Regions from separate parts of the Homo sapiens genome. Here region 2 is linked to region 1. A link is a contact called in ENCODE Hi-C or POLR2A ChIA-PET data. All regions are on one chromosome and are shown on one strand. The core of a region is the stretch at or near the end of the contact, and the rest is flanking DNA. Distances in the headings are between cores, read along the strand shown. Region 1 has its middle 100 kb from the start of APBB1IP. Region 2 has its middle 4.4 kb from the start of LINC03028.

Evidence for each region. Hi-C counts contacts between places; a loop is a spot of excess contacts on that map. ChIA-PET counts read pairs that join two places held with the same protein, here RNA polymerase II (POLR2A). Pooled maps may share reads with other maps.
Region 2: a pooled map shows a loop between it and region 1 (5-fold over the local background). The contact joins two enhancer-like sites. A Hi-C loop is called at or near these places in 6 of 168 maps with a recorded cell type or tissue (GM13976, GM18951, HepG2 and 3 more) and 3 of 50 pooled maps. POLR2A ChIA-PET finds 5 or more read pairs at or near these places in 3 of 52 experiments (GM12878, activated CD4-positive, alpha-beta T cell and activated naive CD4-positive, alpha-beta T cell).

The regions. Positions count from the first base shown.
Region 1 is chr10:26,333,826-26,336,677 of GRCh38, reverse strand. No RefSeq gene overlaps it. Among named protein-coding and RNA genes, the nearest start is that of APBB1IP, 100 kb to the left of the region's middle. Within about 2 kb of position 1,422, at least 4 of the 41 ENCODE cell types and tissues checked have a DNase peak (open chromatin) inside an H3K27ac peak, as active enhancers do.
Region 2 is chr10:26,573,520-26,576,371 of GRCh38, reverse strand. No RefSeq gene overlaps it. Among named protein-coding and RNA genes, the nearest start is that of LINC03028, 4.4 kb to the left of the region's middle. Within about 2 kb of position 1,356, at least 2 of the 41 ENCODE cell types and tissues checked have a DNase peak (open chromatin) inside an H3K27ac peak, as active enhancers do.

The sequences.
Region 1 (2,852 bases), core at 173-2,672:
GATGGCACCACTACACTCCAGCCTGGGCTCTGTCTTAAAAAAAATAAAAATAAAATAAAGAATCATTATTCTTTTTTTTTTTTTACATCTAACTTTATTGCACAGGCTGGTCTTGATCTCCTGGCCTCAAGTGATTCTCCCGCCTCAGTCTCCCAAAGTGCTGGGCTTACAGGCCACTGTGAGCCAGACCAGTATCACTATTCTTGATGGTTAGAGAAGTGGGAACCAGTAAGAAACCTATTTTGATATGCATAAAAACACATACTCCATTGATATATTTATGAAAATTACATAGAGTTTTGGAAAAGGGTATTTTAAAGGCTGCAGTGAAACTCTTAGGAGAAACTAGAAGTGAAACCTTTTAAAAGCACATTTTGAGTTCTTTCATAGTAAAATGTATTACTCAGATTAATTATGTGAAAATTTGAATTTTTAATATTCATGGATTTCAATTTTCCCAAAGCAGGGTTTGGATGAGTAAAAGCAAAGTTGGAGCAATTCAGGCCTAGAAACTCCAAAGCAACTACCATTACATTCAATCCCATTCAAACAAGGCACATGCTTAGAGGGTTTAAATGTGCTTGTTAAGAAACAAAAACAAAACTCTGGATTTAATATAATTTTTAAAAGATATGATTTTACAACTCCTTTTTTGGGGGAGGCATTTAAAAAAATCTATTTTGAAAATATATAGGACAAAAAATGGAAGAATTTAAGCTTTCCACACTGATGTGAAAAAGTATAAGGGTTAAGGTGATGTCACCAAAATGGCAGAGAAGAAGTAATCTGACTTCACTCTCCCATACAGAAAATGAAACAGAACTAGCCAGTGTAAAGATCATCACCACCAATATCCAAGAACTCAAAACCGAGGCTGTGACAATCCCTGGAGACACAAAGACGTGAAAAACTGCAAGCAGAACATACGATAAATTGATTTCTCTATCCATAATAGCCTTCCTTCAAACTGCGAGGCACTTCCTGGAAATGTCACCCAGCACTCACGCTTTCAGCACCGGAAAAAGGGAGGTCAAGGTGGACAGCCATCTTCCCCAATATCTTGAATTCCTATGCAGGAAAGCTGTTCCTGTCTCAGCCCATGGGAAGCATCATGAGTGTCTGCAGCCAGAAGGACCCTGAGGGCATCTGGGAGCTAGACAGAAGAGGTGGGGCAAGCAGCCCCAGTGCATACAACTTGGGAGCTGCTCTCCATCCCGGGCAAAGAGATGCCAAATCAGAGAGGCAGTTTGGCAGCACCATGCTGTAGGAGGTGCACTGCCTGGATCCTTGAGGGCACAAACCCCTAGCCAGCTTTCCCACCCAGCCAGGGAATCCCCTCTGGGACACCTTCTTTCCAAGATCGGCAGTGCTTTGAAAGGCTGCAAAAGCTGCGGCAAACCTGGTCTTAGGGCACCATCTAGTGCCAAAAAGGAGGTAGTGATCTAGTGCTAAGGGAATTAACAGGCAAATTTCACGGGTAACCTCTAAACACACATATGCTAGTAAGAGCAAAGTAACACAGACAGCAAAGACTGGAAAAAATAACGAATCCTTCAATGCGAAGACATAGTTGTATGTTTATAATAAACAACAGCAAATAGGGAACCATGACCTCCTTAAACGGACAGAGCAAGATTCCAGTACTGACCCTAATGAAATAGTGATATGTAAGTTCTCAGATGAAGAATCCAAACTAGCAGTTTTGAGGAAACTGCAAACTCCAAAATAACATATAAAAGCAATTCAGAAATGTATCAGAGAAATTTAACAAGCAGATTGAAATAATTTTTTAAAAAATTAAACAAATTTTAGAACTGGGAAATACATTGGCTGAACTGAAAAATGCATCAGAAGGTCTCAACAGCAGAACTAATAAGGCAGAAGAAAGAAGTAGTGAGCTCAAAGACAGACTATTTGAAAATGCATAGCCAGTGGAGAAAAAAAGAATAAAAGGAATAAAGAATTCCCATGAAATCTAGAAAATAACCCCAGAAGAGCAAATCTAAGTCATTTGCCTTCAAGAGGGAGTTGAGAAAGAGCAAGCAGCAGAAAGTTTTTTCAAGGAAATTAGAACTAAAAAAGAATGTTTTCCTACAATGTATTTTATTGGAGAATACCCAAATAATGAAATATCCGTTGTTTAATTTAATATAACTTTAGATTCGAAATTATGGCAAGTTTGTTTATGAGTATTCCATTACATTTATCTACTTATTTTAATCATTTACCTAGATTATTTATGAAAACTGCAATAGTCATCATTTAAAGTTATGAAACCGCCATTGCAAAATTGTAACTGAGACAGTGAAAACGACCTGACCTAACTGACTTGTTTCTAGCCTCCAAGCTATTCTTGTTCATTAACTTAGCTTATAGTTTAGCTTTGAAACAAAGATAACAGTCCTTTCCCAGAACAAACTTCCTTCATGTCTGTGGACTAGACTGCCTAAGGCCACAAGATTATAAGTTAGGATATTTTTACTAAATAATTCAAGATTTAGCTATCTCCATTAAACCAATATTAATGTTTCATTTATTAGAAATTACACAAGCAAAGATCATTCTGTTTTGGGATAAATTATAGTTTTGTAGCTTCTATGCCAAATTTTGACACCTTATAGTATTTGGTAGAGATAAGTATGAAATTGTGTGATCAATAAATGCAAACAAAAATGTATGTCGGCAACTCTTAAGACATCTCTAATATTACTTTACCAATAATTTTTAAAGCTAGCTTGTTTATTAAAGATTTTCTTTTAGTCACATAACTTGAAAAAGCATTTGACTAGTCTTTTCTATTTTTCTGTTAAAATATTTAAGCACTTTTATTTTTCTTTGAGCCAATTAATCAG
Region 2 (2,852 bases), core at 107-2,606, 240 kb before region 1:
TGACCTCGTGATCCACCTTCCGCAACCTCCCAAAGTGCTGGGATTACAGGTGTGAGCCACCGTGCCCAGCCTCTTATGGTTATTTTAATTGGGATTTGAATAAGGAGTATACATTAAAATTAGATGATAAGACGTCTTAAGCTTCCTTTGATATCTTTGAGTATATCACCTACATGTGTCCCTACATCTTTTTTCACTTGCACTCCATTGGTTCCTTTAGTTTCGATTGAAGAAACCAGATTATTTATCCTGTGGTATTTCAACATTCTGCATTTTTCTGATTGCATTCTGTGGTATTATTTACTGAACCTGTGATATAGTTTGGATGTCCCCTCCAAATCTCATTGATATGGTTTGGCTCTATGTCCCCACCCAGATCTCATCTTGAATTATGACCCCCATGTGTGGAAGGAGGGACTTGTGGGGAGGTGATTGGATCATGGGGGCCGTTCCCCCATGCTGTTCTTGTGATAGTGAGAGAGTTCTCATGACATATGGTAGTTTAATAAGTGTCTGGCATTTCCTCTTCGCTCTCTATCTCCTGCTGCCATGTAAGATGTGACTTGCTTCTCCTTCACCCTCTGTGATGATTGTAAGTTTCCTGAGGACCCCCAGCCATGCATAACCATGAGTCAATTAAAACTTCCTTTATAAATTACCCAGTCTCAGGTAGTTTCTTTATAACAGTGTGAAAATGTACTAATATACTCATGTTGAGATACAATCCCCAATGTTGGAGGTGGGGCCTTGCGGGAGGTGTTTGGGTCATGGGGACAGATCCCTCATAACTTGGTGCTGTCCCACTGATGGTGAGTGAGTTCTCAGGAGATCTGTTGTTTCAAAGTGTGTGGCACCTCCCTAGCTTGCTCTCTAGTCCCAGTCTCTCCATGTGAGAAGCCTGCTTCCACTTTGCCTTCTGCCATGAATGGAAACCTCCAGAGGCCTCCCCAAAAGGTGAGCAGATGCCAGCACCATGCTTCCTGTAAAGCCTGCAGACCTGTGAGCCAATTAAACCTTTTTTCTTTATAAATGACCCAGCCTCAGGTATTTCTTTATAGCAACAGAAAAACAACCTAACACAGCATGTGTCTGTGCCCCCTGTATTTCTGTAAATATAGAGCTTCAGTCAGATTCAGAATTGATTTATTTGTCAAAAATAATTGAAATACCGAGCAAACATCTGCCTCAGTGAATGGCCACTATTTCTTCTATAACTACATTTATGTTCCATTTGAATTTCACTTTGTGTTATCCCTTTTTTCTTTTTTTTTTTTTTTTGTTTGCAGTTTCATGTTTGTTGACCACTTCCCTCTTTTGATTGTTCATTTTTGTAAAATGTCACGTGAGCGTCTCACTGGGAGACAAAGAGGCAAGACAACGACATACTTTGTTCTCTTTATAAACTCAGTAACAAATATGCAGTGATTGGCAACCTCATAATTTGAAAGAGATGATGGGTCACTGATCATGATTGCATCTGTTATTTATGTTGTGATTTGTGGACTGAAGAGCTCACACAAAGTTTGTACTTTACGTAATTACTCACAGTTAAAATACCATGGCAACTGAATTTGGAACCATGTTGGGGAACTCACGTTATTTAATTAAATCGTAGTTATTGGAACTAGGTGGAGCAGTGATGACCTGCACCTCTTTTTTCCTGATGTTTTCTTTTATATCTGCAATAAACATTTACAGTTTTCCTTATAGACTTTGAAATTGTCTATCAATTCTAAAAATATTTTAGTTCTTGTTGCTCTTCTGAATCACCCTTTATACTACATTTTACAAATGAGCTTCACTGATATATAGTACACAGGACAGTTTTTAGTTTCTCTACTTAATAGCTTTTAATGGATTGCTTGACTTGGTTTTTAAATTTTAAGTAGATACATCATCTGAGAATTTAAAAGTCTGTCTTTTCCATTCAGATATTTGTTACCTTGTTGGTTTTGCTGTTGTGTGCATTGGCTAGAGACTCCAGGATAATGTTGAATAATATTAATTATAATACTGACTTTAATGGTGTATTAGTCTTGTCTCTTATTTTCTGAATTTGATGCTTTGAAATCTGGGCCTTGTTGACCCTGGAGGGACTGCCCCTCTGAGGATAGGCTAATTGCTGGATGTAATAAACAACTTGCCTGCATGCATGACTTTCCTATATAATCCAACCAACCCAGAGTTTATACCCCCTTCTTTCTCATCTCTTCCTCACTCTTTATTCTTCTTTATCTCTGTTTATCTCTTTTGCAGTCTTTATTCTTCCTTATCACTCTGACATTTCTGGCCACTGTTCTGCCTCTCTAATTTCCTCAGGGCCAGATAGCAGCCTCTTCTTTCCAGAAGACAATGAAATATTTAAACTAGCCAATGCTAAGCCTGATTGCCCTGACTTGCTTGTTCCCTCCCATGGAACTGCAATAAAGATTCTTTCCCATGTTTTCCCCCATTCACGTTGCCTCCTGACTGACCTTGATGTTTCCCTGTCCTCCCCCTTGTGGTGTGCTGTGCCCACAGCTTCTAAGGAACTGTGAGTAGTAAAATAAACTACTTCCCTCATGACAGTCATTTCTGTGTTTGTGTGTCTTACCGTTACTGATTAAAACAAATTCTGGGTAGTATGAATGTAAGTGACATTTCTGTTTGTGCTTTATTATTAAATATGTCCTTTGCTGTAGGTTTCAGACACCTTTCATCAGTATAAAAACATCTTCCTCAGATGCTAGCTTCTTATGAAGTTTTAAATTTTGTTAACAAGCAGTGGTGTTGAATTTCATCAAAAGCCTTTTTGATATTTATTGAAATAATTATTTGATTTTTCTCCTATGAGTTTTTCCAATAAAAAATGA